Linked DNA regions of Homo sapiens: region 1 is linked to region 2. A link is a contact called in ENCODE Hi-C or POLR2A ChIA-PET data. All regions are on one chromosome and are shown on one strand. The core of a region is the stretch at or near the end of the contact, and the rest is flanking DNA. Distances in the headings are between cores, read along the strand shown.

Region 1 (6,042 bases), core at 1,962-4,461, 41 kb after region 2:
GTAGCTTGTTCTTTCTCTTGCTGGGCTTTTAGGATTTTCTCTTTATGTTTGATAGTCTGACATTTTAGCAGGTGTGCCAGGTACGGTGCCCTGTCCTTCATCCTGTTTAGGACACTTTGGGTCTTTCAGACTGACTGCAATTCTTCAACCCTGGGAAATTTTCTCTTATTCTTTTTTTTTTTTAATTTTTATTTATTTATTTATTTTTAAGAGACTGGGTCTGGGTCTGTCACCCAGGCTGGAGTGCAGTGGTGCAATCATAGCTCACTGCAACCTCAAACTCCTGGGCTCAAGCTATCCTCCCACGTTGGACTCCCAAAGTGGTGGGACTACAGACATGAGCCACTGTGCCTAGACTTCTACTAATTATTTTAGTAGTTCCTCACTCAAGTTTTCTATTTTATCATCCTGGAACTTTTATTAGGTGGTGTCTGGAGTGCCTGGATTAAGCCTCTGTACTTCTTAAGTTTTCTTTCATATGCCCATGTATTTGTCTATTTTCTCTGCATTTTAGGAAATTTCTTCCTCTTTATCTTCCAGGGTGCCCATTGAATTCCAGGCTTCCCATTGAATTTGAAAATCACATTTCAAATCTCAGACTCTTTCTTGCTCTCCAGTTGCTCCTTTTCTTTGGAAAACTCCCTTCTTGTGACACAAATCTGGTATCTCCATGGACCTCTTCAAAATTCAGTTAACTATAATTTTTGAAAATTCTTCCAGCTCTAAAGCATTAAGTATCTGGGAGAACCCAGTCCCCATTCCCAACAGTGCCTGAGAGGCAATTTAGAATTGTTTAGTAGAAAAATCATGGTTTAAATTCCAACTCTGCCACTAAATAGCCTCAAACAAATCACCCCCCACCCCCAGATAACAGTTTTATTCCATGAACTTCCGAGGGGGCCACACTCATTTTTAAAAATTCAACTGCACAAGCATGTACCAAGGGCCTCTCATGCACCTGCCTCAGGGCTGGCTGCTGGGACATGAAGACGCTGAACTCGGAGGCCCAGGGCTGAGGACATCAATCAAAGGGGTAGACGTGTCACTGATAGACGACAGGGTTGGGGGAGTGTAGGACCCGCATGCCACAGCTAAGGTGTTTTAAGAATGTGCAAAACGTATCAGGGCTGAAGGGCTCAGGAGGCCTCCCAGGGAAGAGCTGCCTTGGGTACCAAGGTTGCAATGACCGGGGTGTGGCCCAACAACTCCACCGACCTCACAAGTAGTCCCTGCTGGCCACAGGACACAGGTAAATTCTCCTTCCCACAGCAAGGGCAGCAGCTTGGGGAGGCTTTTCCCTCTGAAATCCAGGAAGATGTCCCACGGCCCCTGTCTCCACGCTTCCCTCCCAGCATGGATGCCCACAGATCCTCCTGTAGCCCAGGCTCGCCCTTGAACTTCAGATGCATGCTCAGCACCCAGGGGCTCTTCCATGGAACAGCAAACCCCTCCAGGTCACCTGCCTGTGGAGGGTGGGGCAGGGCTGCTCCCACGATGAGGATCGTGACCGGGAGGGCCCCTGAGGACCCTGTGGTTGAGTTGACCCCTCCATGCTCTCTTTCCCCTTTCCCAAAGCTCTGCTCTTTGGATGTGGTCCTGGGGTTTCCAGGGGAGACATCAAGGCGGAGGAGGCCTGGCCCTGAGGTAAGAGGAGCAGGGCTGCCCGGCAGCCTGGAGCAGCCACTCAGACGTCCACCTCCTCGGAGCCACTGTGTTGCTGTTGGACTGTTAGAGACACCTTGAGCCCCCCGACCCATATGTCAGGGCTGTCTCCTGTGGGCTTGGGGCTCAGCTGATGCCACCCCGGCCTCCTGTGGCTCAGGCCGGAGTCTGGAGCCCTTCCTGACCCCTATCTTTATCTTGCACCACCTCTAATCCCCAATAAGCCCTCCCACCTCCACCTTCTGCACACCCCAGAACGCACGTCCTCCGCACCGCCTGTCCCTGAGCCACCCTGGGCCAGCCAGGCACCCGCCAGGACCCCTGCGGCCCCTCCCCGATGGTCCCTTCCCTGCCTCCCAGCTACTCAGGCCCTGAGAGTGAGAGGATGTGCGACCGTGACTCCCACCCTGGCAGGACAGAGCAGGACAGGACAGAGCAGGACAGGACAGGACAGGACAGGACAGAGCAGGATAGAGCAGGACAGGACAGAGCAGGATAGAGCAGGACAGCTTGCATCTTCCAATGTGGAGCTGTCACCTTCACTTTTAGGCAAGAGTGTTCCAGGATTGGCCCTCTCAAAAACCCAAATAATATCAAGTGTCACATTCCTGAAGCTAAAAATAAACGTGCAACCCAACATTTCCTAAGACACAAGCGTCTTAGCCAAGAACTTTTGCGGCTGCAAATCCCACTGCAAAGCACTGCTCAGACAAGAAAACAGACACTGCTCCCGAACAGGGCTGTGCATGCCAGGCTCTTGGCCACCCCGATCGCTCGTGCTAAACTTTCTTCTTCCCCGCACCGAGCCCCGCACACCCAGGGCAGTGAGTACTCAGAGGCCCATGGCATCAGCAGAACCAGCATGGTGGGCATGACCCCGTGTCCCCGCCATGCCGGCCAAGGTGCCCTCACACCCTGGGAACACCAATGTCCCTCCCAGTGGCCATGGGCCTCGTGGGTGCTGGAGCCTGCAGGTCTCGTGGCAACAGCCCGAAAATGAAACGGCAACTTTGGTTTCTGGTGGTGAACTCGGGAATTTGAGGAGAAGTTGATAAATCTTCCTGGGACTCAAAATGGAAAAATGTAAAGTGATGAATGCAAAAGGCCAGCCAAGAGACCTGGAAGCCAGGGCCAGGGCCAGGTTAGCGGGGCCACTGAGGGCCACGTGGGAGAGGACGGACAGGGAAGGACAGAAGTCAAAAAGAGAAGCAGGGGGCTTGTCTCTAAGTGACAGAGCATCTCAAGGCTCCAGATCAAAAGGGCTTCTGAGAGCAGAAAAGTTGATAATGAGAGAGAGAAAGACGGAGGGAGAGAGACAGAGATTTTTACTTTAAAGGATTTAAAATAAAGAACAAACCCGAGGAGCATGGAACGGGTGCCAGGAGCTTTATCTGCGAAGAGCAAAGCCCAGCTGCTCCGGCAGACAGGGCCGGCGGACTCGAGGGACGCCTGCAGGGATCTGAGGGGCCACCCAGGGCTCCTGCCCCAAACTCAGAATTGGCCGCTGCACAGACGAGAATAAGTCACTGGAGACAAGCTTCGGAAGCCGGGGGTGCGCGGGCCGGCCCCTCTCTGCAAGCGAGGGTCCACGGCCAGGAGAGAGGGAGGGAACCCGCGTCAGCTCTGCCACTGACGTTCCCCTCATCTGCCCCTGACGTTCCCCTGCATTTATTCAACCTTCTGCCCTGGAGAAATTCTAAGTTCCTATAAATTCAGGCCCCACTTGTTTTGCAACCACTGGCCTTGGTGACAAACAGTCCTGAAAGCTGCCCCGGGGGCAGGGCGCGGCGGCGGTGAAGCGTGTTGGGGGGCGGCCCCCCAGGAGGCAGGGTCCATGGGCTGCGGCTAGCCCATCCTGAAGGGCACCCCTGACTCTGAGCAGGGCCGGGAGGTGTGGCTGCCATCACCACAGGGCTCCCAGGGACTGCCCGGCACACTCAGGGGCACGGGGCTCAAAGAGGAATGGGCGTGGGGGGCCTTGGGGAGGGCAAAGTGCCCCAGACAACCCCTGGAGACTGGGCGGGGGTGGGCGGTGGGGGGCCCCCACACACGAGATTGGTGCCCAGAGCCACCCCCAGTCTCAGTGGGGGCCGTGTCTCGGGTCTTGGGCTCAGACATGGGGGAGACACTGGCCGGCTTGAGCCAGGCACCCGCTCTGTTCTCTGCCTGCAACTGGCCCAGAACCCACGGTGGGAAGGAGCTGAGACATGGGGGAGACACTGGCCGGCTTGAGCCAGGCACCCGCTCTGTTCTCTGCCTGCAACTGGCCCAGAACCCACGGTGGGAAGGAGCTGAGACCTGGTGCACCAGGCCCCAGGCTCCCGGACACATGGGGCCCATGTGCTACCCATGTCCATCACCCTGGGCACCAGGCGTCCTCCTGCACTGCCTTGGTTTGCCAGGACTCGGGGTGTGGAGGGACACACAGTGACACGGTGACTGAGGCTGGCGCTCTGCCCAGGAGACGTGGCGGAACCCCCTCGGCCTGGCCCCACGTGTTCCAAAGGTAGGGGTCCACACCAGCCATCGCGCCGGGCCGTGCGCACAGAAGCCATGTCCTCACCCGCCCGGCCCCGCCCCTGCCTGCCCGGCCCGTTTCCCAGCAGTTTTGTGTGCCTCCTTTCGAGCTGGAGCCCGCCTCCCCAAGACCAGCAGCAAGGGAGGCTCCAGGTGTGATTGGACAGCAGCACCTGGCACCTCGATGTCCTCCAGAGCAATTTCTGTGCGAGGTTGCAGCAGCCTTTGTGCCAGGTTGTGGATTTTTTCACAGTCTTTCCGTTCTTGTTATCAGGCATTCGTGTGTGAGAACCCCCTTCGTGGCCACCTCCGGCTCCGTTGCCAGGGTTCTAGCACAAGTGTCTCCATTTTGGTTCTGACAACTTTCACTCGGGGAAAAGCCAGCCCCCGTCTGTCACTGCAGGGGCCTGGGGCAAGGACAGGCAGTGAGGCGACGTTCCCCCAGAGCTGTGTGCACAGTGGCCGGGTTGCTCCAGCTCCTGGCAGGAGGGAGCCCGTCCTTGGAGCATCTCTCTTCTGCTATAAATACGTATTTGAGTTAGAAAATAAAACGCTTCCAACTGGGCGGCTGACCCTTCTGAGCTCAGAGCAGCCGCGTGGGGGTCCAGGCCTCCCCACCCCCCGCAGCCTGGCCGTGGCCTACTTTCCAAGCCAAAACGAAGTTCTGATGGAAAATGATTAACAAAGGAAGGATTTCTGCTTCTCTACTCCGGCTCCTGCTGGGTGGGGATGGTAATTGTGTGCCCTGTAAACTGTGGGGGAGCTCCGGGCAGGGGCCGATGAGCCCCCGCCCTGGCTGGAGCTGAGGGCACGGGTGGGTCACAGGGCTGGAGCCCTGCCTGCTGGGAAGGGCTCAGGTGCTTCTCTCCCTCCCTCTCTCCGTTCCTTCAGGTTCCACAGAGACCCTGGCCCCCAGCCTCTGACCCCGTCCTCTGAGGCTGTTCGGTTTGAGGTGGGAGAAGCCTGGTCTCATGCACCCCAACCTTCAGAGTCTCAGGCACCAGGAGCCCCAGATTCTTGGGTTCTTGCCCCTGGTGCTCAAGCGAGCTCCTTGCATACTTTAGAGAGTACTGAGGAGCCTGTGTGTCGGGGGCCCGGGCCCCAGAGGTTTAGGGGAACTGCTGTTTTCCTGTCTATCAGAAGTCTGGGGTCAGCCCCTCTTTACTCGGTACGCTCAGCCCCCATCTGGCGTCTCAGATATGTCTGCCTTATAGACAATTTCAAATAAGTTGTCCAATTTTAAATAAATGAGAGTGTTCGTGGCTTCCTTTTGCGTCTTTATGGATTTCCTGTGTTTTCCGCCATGAGTGTGGATTGTGTTCCACTGAAGGAGAAGGCGGTTTCCTGGCCCAGCACAGTCGCCTCCCCTGGGACCTCCCTGCAGGCCAGGCTGCCCCGGTGAGGTCTGCAGTTCCCTGGGAATGGCTTTGCACCCTGAGACCCTCGCAGCTGCCCCTGGTCTGCAGCACCCCGCCCTGCCCCCCCGCCCCTGGAACCCAGGACTTCCTTCTCCTCTCTCCAAACCTTCACGAACAGGAGGGGCTTCCAGGACACAAAGGGCTTTCAGGATCAGCGCGCCTATGCTGGGCATGGTGTGGCTGCACCAGCACCCCTGTGAGACGCTCAGAGACACACGGTCCCTCCAGGCCAGAATCCGATTCTGCATTTTCACAGGACTCAGTGACTCACACTTGCTGGAGCAGGAGAAGCAATGCCCTAAAAAGTTTCGGCAATTCACACATCAAAACTCTAGAGAGTTGTTGGAAGTGGGAAATGAACATTTGGGGAGAGGCTGAGATTTCAGCAAGACCTCTTGGGAACTTGCCCTTTGTAATTCTAAAGCGGCTTTGCTGGCTTCTGAAT
Region 2 (5,480 bases), core at 1,451-3,950:
TCATCTATTTCTTTCCAAAGTTAACTACCTCCTATTTGAATTATATTGTTTGATCACAGAGCTAATCACAGCATTCAAGGGAATAAAACCCAGTTCTTAAGTAAAACTTACAGCTAAGAAATTTTGATAATAACTAATTAGTAGGCTTTGCTTGTACCCACGTGTAAGAATATGCACTATAGCAAGGTTTGTCATATATTAAAACATATACAATACACACTTTGACTCCTGCTAGGACAATACACAATTGGGTGCAGCCTTTGAACCAAGTGCCCAGGGATGGAGTGGAATGAGGCTTTACCTTTCTGTAGGTACTGTGTGCTTGCTTATCTTTTTAAATCTATCAATACAAATGTACTGCTTTATGCCAGAAGCATTTTTGATCTCTACCTATCTTGTTAAGTACTGTATCTCCTAGGGCCTAAAACAGGGAAGGCCTAGCACATAACAGGCCACAGACAAGTATTTGTCAAATGGATTAAGTTTGTTTTATGCATTCACTGGACAAATAGAAGTTAAAAAAATTCTTATTCCAAAAATCTAAAAGAATTCAAATGTTTTACAATACATAAATTCACGAGGAAGTGAAATTAGCCTCTGAGCCAAGATGTTTTTTGTGGATGATGTTATCACTTCATAGCTAATCCTTCCCCCTTGGCCTCCCAGTAACAACTGCATGAGCACGTCACACCAGAGACACATGTGTCATCAATTTCTCAGAGCTGGATCGATTATTTTTAAGCCCCTGTCCCTGCAGGAGGGCCTCCTTTTTTCCTTTCCAACTACAGCTTCAAATGTGATGTAGATGTAGTGGGATATACCCAGTCTTAGGAACCCTCAGACATCTAACAGGGCATCACTCACAGACAATGCATTCCTTTCAGAGTCTGTGTGAGTTCATCCTCTCCACCACAGGCAAGATATAGGCACCCAGCTCAGCCTGTCTCATCAAATACTTACCGAGCCCCCGTTGTGGCTGTCCATGCATACTGGACCCTGTCCTCCGGAGGAACCGCGCAATGAGAGACAGTTAATTCTCTTATCCAAGAAGGAACTGTATCAGCCAAGCTTTTATCCTTTCTTCCTTCTCCCTTTCCCCTCTGGGAAACCCTCAGCAGGCAAAAAGGATACAGCAGTCTCAACCCCAAGGAAAAGATGGTCATCAAAAGACAATTAGCTTTTCTATCTCCTAGAAACAACTGCTCTTAAGACAACCTAGCGTTTTGGAAAATGCAGCTCTGGGTGGCACCTTTCGAAGCAATAAAACATACGGCAAAATTTAAGAGGAAACAAAGAGGATTAAATACATATTTGTATTCTCAATTAAAAAAACTACGGTTCTATCATCTTAATTATGGAGTTAAACGTTAAAGAAACAAGTTTGATATCATGCCACTTTTCGTTATACTTCGAGAACGGAATGCAATAATGGTTAGTAAGAAGGAAGTAAAATGCCTGTATCAGAAGTAACAGCCCAAACCTGCTGACCAAAAATATTAACTGGGAACTAAACACCACGGTGCAGATCTCCGACATAGAAACCTGGACAGGAACACGTTTTAGGTTAGGTTTTCCAGCGTGTAAATCGGGACTCCAACACGTTTCAGCGTCCACAGCCCAATCTGACACCTTCCCTCGCACCCATCCACCACGCAATAATTTTCCTTCTGATGTGAACACGTCAAAAGTCACCTCGGGCCCCCAACTGCCCCAGATTGCTCCCGATCGCTGCAGACGCCCGGCACCCGCAGGAACTTCCCTGGCCCGGGCCGCCCGCGGCGCAGAGCATCCCGCGCGGACACTGCGCCCTCGGAAGGACACGCAGGACCGTCCAGGGCGCAGACTCGTCCCCAACGCAGTCTCCACTCCCGTGGCACAGCGTCCCCTCCCAAGGCAGCCTCCCCTGCCCGGGCCCAGCCTCATCCCGGGCGCAGCCTGCCGTCCCCCGGCGCAGCGTCCCATGCCGGGCGGAGCGTCTCCCCAGGGACATAGCCTACCGTCCCCAGGCGCAGCCTTGTTGCCAACGCAGCCTCCCGTTCCCCGGCGCAACCTTGTACCCGGGGCAGCCTCTGGTCCCCGGGCGCAGCCTCGTCCCCAGCGCAGCCTCCGATCTCCAGGGCACACCGTCCCCTCCCCAAAACGCAGTCTCGGTCCCCAGGGCGCAGCCTCGTCCCGGCGCACCTGCCCTCCCCGCGGCGCAGCGCGGCGCATCCCACGCGGACTCGGCGCCCTCGGGAGGGGACGCGGGGCCGCCCGGGCGCAGCTTCCTCCGGGAGCCGAGCGCCGGAGCAGACGGGCGACCCAGGAGGGTGGGTGCGAGGCGGTGCCGCGGCACCCTCGCTTCTCCGCGGGCGCCCTCCGCTCCCGGGACGGCCCGCAGCTCCGGCCCCACCACCAGTCCCTGCCCGGCGCTTACATAAACGCCGCCACCGCGGGGTCCGGAGCCCGCGCCCGCCCGAGCCGCCGCGGCCCCGCGCCGCCCTCACCTCAGCCGCAGCCGCGCCGCGCCTGGTCCTCCGCACGCGCGCCCCACGCTTCGGCCGCAGTCTCGCGCCGGGCGGCGCTCTGCCTCGTTGGTTGTGCGCAGCGGCGCGGCGTGGCCGTGGCCTCGCGCGGCCCGGAGCCCCGGCCGCCAACCTGGCCGCTTGGCCGCCGCTGCCGCCGCCGCCGCCGCCGCCGCCACGGCCGCCTCAGCGCCTCAGCCCCGCCGCCGGCGGCTCCGCCCCCTCCCCGCCCCCGCCGGCCCGCCGGGCGCGCGCACGCCGAGGGGGCGGGGGCGGCGCAGCGACGCCGGACGTGCGCGCGCTGGGGCGCCCGTGTCTGTCGTGGGCAGCCGGAGCTGTGGCACCTCCCTCACGACCACCTGCGGCGGACGGGCGCGGGGCCGTTGGGGCTGGAGCGCGGCCGGAGCTGAGAGACCGCGGCTGGGCGGCTCCGGAGCGTGGGGCGAGAGCGCGGGACCGGCCTGGCGTCGCGGCGCCGCCCGCCCGAGCGCGGCTGAGGAGACTCTGCCCGCCTTCGTTTTGGGGACGGGGTCTCACTGTCGCCCAGACTGGAGCGCGGTGGACCTCCGAGCTCACGCGATCCTGCCGCCTCAGCCTCCCTGGTAGCTGGGACCGCAGGCGCCCGGCGATTGGCGTTTGCGTTTTGCGGAGGTGGCGTCTCGCGGTGCTGCCCAGGCTCCCGGGCCCCCGCGCTCCTCCCTGCAGCGGGCGCTGCCCCCGCCGAGCCCCCGCCGAGCCCCCGCCGAGCCCCCGCCGAGCCCCCGCCGAGCCCCCGCCGAGCCCCCGCCGAGCCACCCCTGCTTCTCCCTCTCCCGGAGTTGCCTGGGACACGCGGGTCCCGCCGGCCCCCTCTCCCCGCCCGTCATCCTCACTGTAGACTCCGGGAGAACCAGGTCGCGGCCCAGGACCCTGGCTGGACACGGTTCCCGCCGTCTCCTGTTTAGTCCGCACTGACACTAGCAGCTGCTCCAGTTACCAACGTTTAGGTGATGGTGGTTTTGTTTGATTTTTTTTGTTTGTTTGTTTGTTTTAGGTTGATAGTAAAAGCATTTTTTTATAGCATATGCAATAGACCTACTCTTCGATTTATCTATATTTACTGACTGTTCCACAGTTATACCAAGAAATGTTTACACAGATGATGATAAGCATATGTAGAAATGCAACGTTTTCACTGACCGGAATAACCAGCTCCAGGCTGCAGTTCTCTGCACGAAGATAAAGTTTGATAGGCAAACTTGGCAGCTCCTGACCGCGGCGACCTGAGCCCAGAGGAGCAGCCGGGGGCGGTGGGCAGAGCCAGGTGTGGACAAGCGGGTGGGTCCCGCACCTGGGTGGGGGAAGCGGCAGGTTCCAGGGTCAAATTGAGGTTGTACTAGCCCTGGCCTCCAAACCTCAGGCGGCCCACTCTGCCCTCGGCCTCTTTCCTCCCTTGTAAAGTGGGGAGTAAGAGACCATCGCAAGCCAGGGATGGGGTGGCGCACACTGTGATCTCAGCCAGTCTGGAGGCTGGGGCTGGGCGGTGGGGGGGTGCGGGTCGCTTGTGTCTCAGAGCTGGAGCTGTGGTGTGCGAGGCCGAGGTCCGCGCCTATAAATGGCCGCTGCGCTCTGGCCCGGGCAACACTGAGACTCCGACTCTGGAAAACAACAAAACTTAAAAGACGAACACAGATGGAAGTTTGGGAGCCTGGTATGCGGTAAGCACTCCGCAGGTGTCAGCCGCCAGCCCGCAGTCCCGGACAGGTCAGGGGAAGGCCCGCGGTATGCAGCAGGCTGCCGGCTTCAGTCACTGCCTGGTGGAAAACAAGCCTGTCTTTGGGGCCAGCCAGCTAACAAGTGAGCCCTTCACCCCATCTGAAGGCGAAGCACCCAAAGGGGCAACCGTGGACGGCTAAATAAAAATCAAGACTCCTGGGACGCCTTCTCGGGACACATTCTTAAAGAGATACGTGCCTGAGGACGTTGTGTGTATTTCTGTGTAACAGGCCACCCCAAACCTCAGAGGGCGAAAACCTCTCTTCACTGCTCATGACTCTGTGGGCCTGCAGCTTAAGCCGGTTCAGCTGGGACGGCTTGCCTCGGCTCCATGGGGTGTCTGCTGGGCCCACTTACAGGCAGGCGCCCCGGGCAGATCCGGGCCACATGTCACCCACCCACCGCAGGCTGGCCGGGCCTCCCTCCCGTGGTGGCTGGGCTCCGTCGGCAGCAAGAAAAAGCAAATCCCCATGGTGCTTCCCTCCATCTCCCCAGGAGGGTGAGATGGCCGGGGCCTGAGTGGACGTGAGGCACCGCACAGGGGACGGGCACGGCAAGCATGGTTCATCGGGGCTGTCACTGCAGAAGTCTTCCACAGGCCTTCGCTGAGGTGCGGGTTGGTGTGGGGAATACAAGGGAACTCCCCAGAATGGAGGCTGCTTGTGCAAGTTTCAACTTGTCCTTTTTCTCCCTCCAGAGCAGCAGAGAGCGGATGGCGCCCAAGGCCGGGACCCTCTGCTGCTCCCACAGGCCTCTCAGGCGGCTCTGCAGGACCAGCCAGCAGCCTCTGATGCTCCCTTCCTATTCCATGGCTTCAGGTGCCATCCTCTCCACAGAGACGGTTTCTATTGTGACGCTCTCCCTGACTTGGAAGAATGGCACTGGGAACATTCCCCTTGGTGCTGATGTCGGGGAGGAAAGCAGTTTCCAGTCGCCTGGGGCCAGGACATGGCGTTCCCAGCTGTTGTAGAGCATGAAGCACCAGGATGCCCATTCGGGTGCCTGCTGAGATCAGGCTCTTTGAGAAGGAATCCTGTGGTCGCCTGAGGAAGTCCAAAAAAATTTCGAGGACATCTCAGCCATCCATCCCCTGTTCACTGTGGAGGTTGAACACCGGGGCTCCTGGAGGGGGGCCCTGGGTCTCCACAGAAGTGCTGGCAGCCACCATCCACTTCCTGGCCTTCCGTGCCCGCTCCACCTCTGTTCTGTTGTTTACTGTCT

The links. Hi-C counts contacts between places; a loop is a spot of excess contacts on that map. ChIA-PET counts read pairs that join two places held with the same protein, here RNA polymerase II (POLR2A). Pooled maps may share reads with other maps.
Region 1: a loop to region 2 is called in a pooled map, with 1.9 times the contacts of the local background. The contact joins the enhancer-like site here to the promoter of ADARB1 in region 2. A Hi-C loop is called at or near these places in 6 of 168 maps with a recorded cell type or tissue (aorta, dorsolateral prefrontal cortex, gastrocnemius medialis and 3 more) and 4 of 50 pooled maps. POLR2A ChIA-PET finds 5 or more read pairs at or near these places in 3 of 52 experiments (Caco-2, WTC11 and naive thymus-derived CD4-positive, alpha-beta T cell).

Annotation. Positions count from the first base shown.
Region 1 is chr21:45,030,638-45,036,679 of GRCh38, reverse strand. No RefSeq gene overlaps it. Among named protein-coding and RNA genes, the nearest start is that of PICSAR, 29 kb to the right of the region's middle. RefSeq lists an enhancer at 4,787-5,454. Within about 2 kb of position 3,211, at least 12 of the 41 ENCODE cell types and tissues checked have a DNase peak (open chromatin) inside an H3K27ac peak, as active enhancers do; they include gastrocnemius medialis and heart left ventricle, where a contact is called at or near this core.
Region 2 is chr21:45,071,800-45,077,279 of GRCh38, reverse strand. ADARB1 (adenosine deaminase RNA specific B1) reads right to left here and starts at 2,700. Exons shown (of 11, transcript NM_001112.4): 1 at 2,487-2,700. It overlaps LOC105372836 (a long non-coding RNA gene), which reads left to right and starts at 3,539. Exons shown (of 5, transcript XR_937796.3): 1 at 3,539-3,807. It also overlaps the pseudogene SSR4P1. RefSeq lists silencers at 2,747-2,946, 2,967-3,056.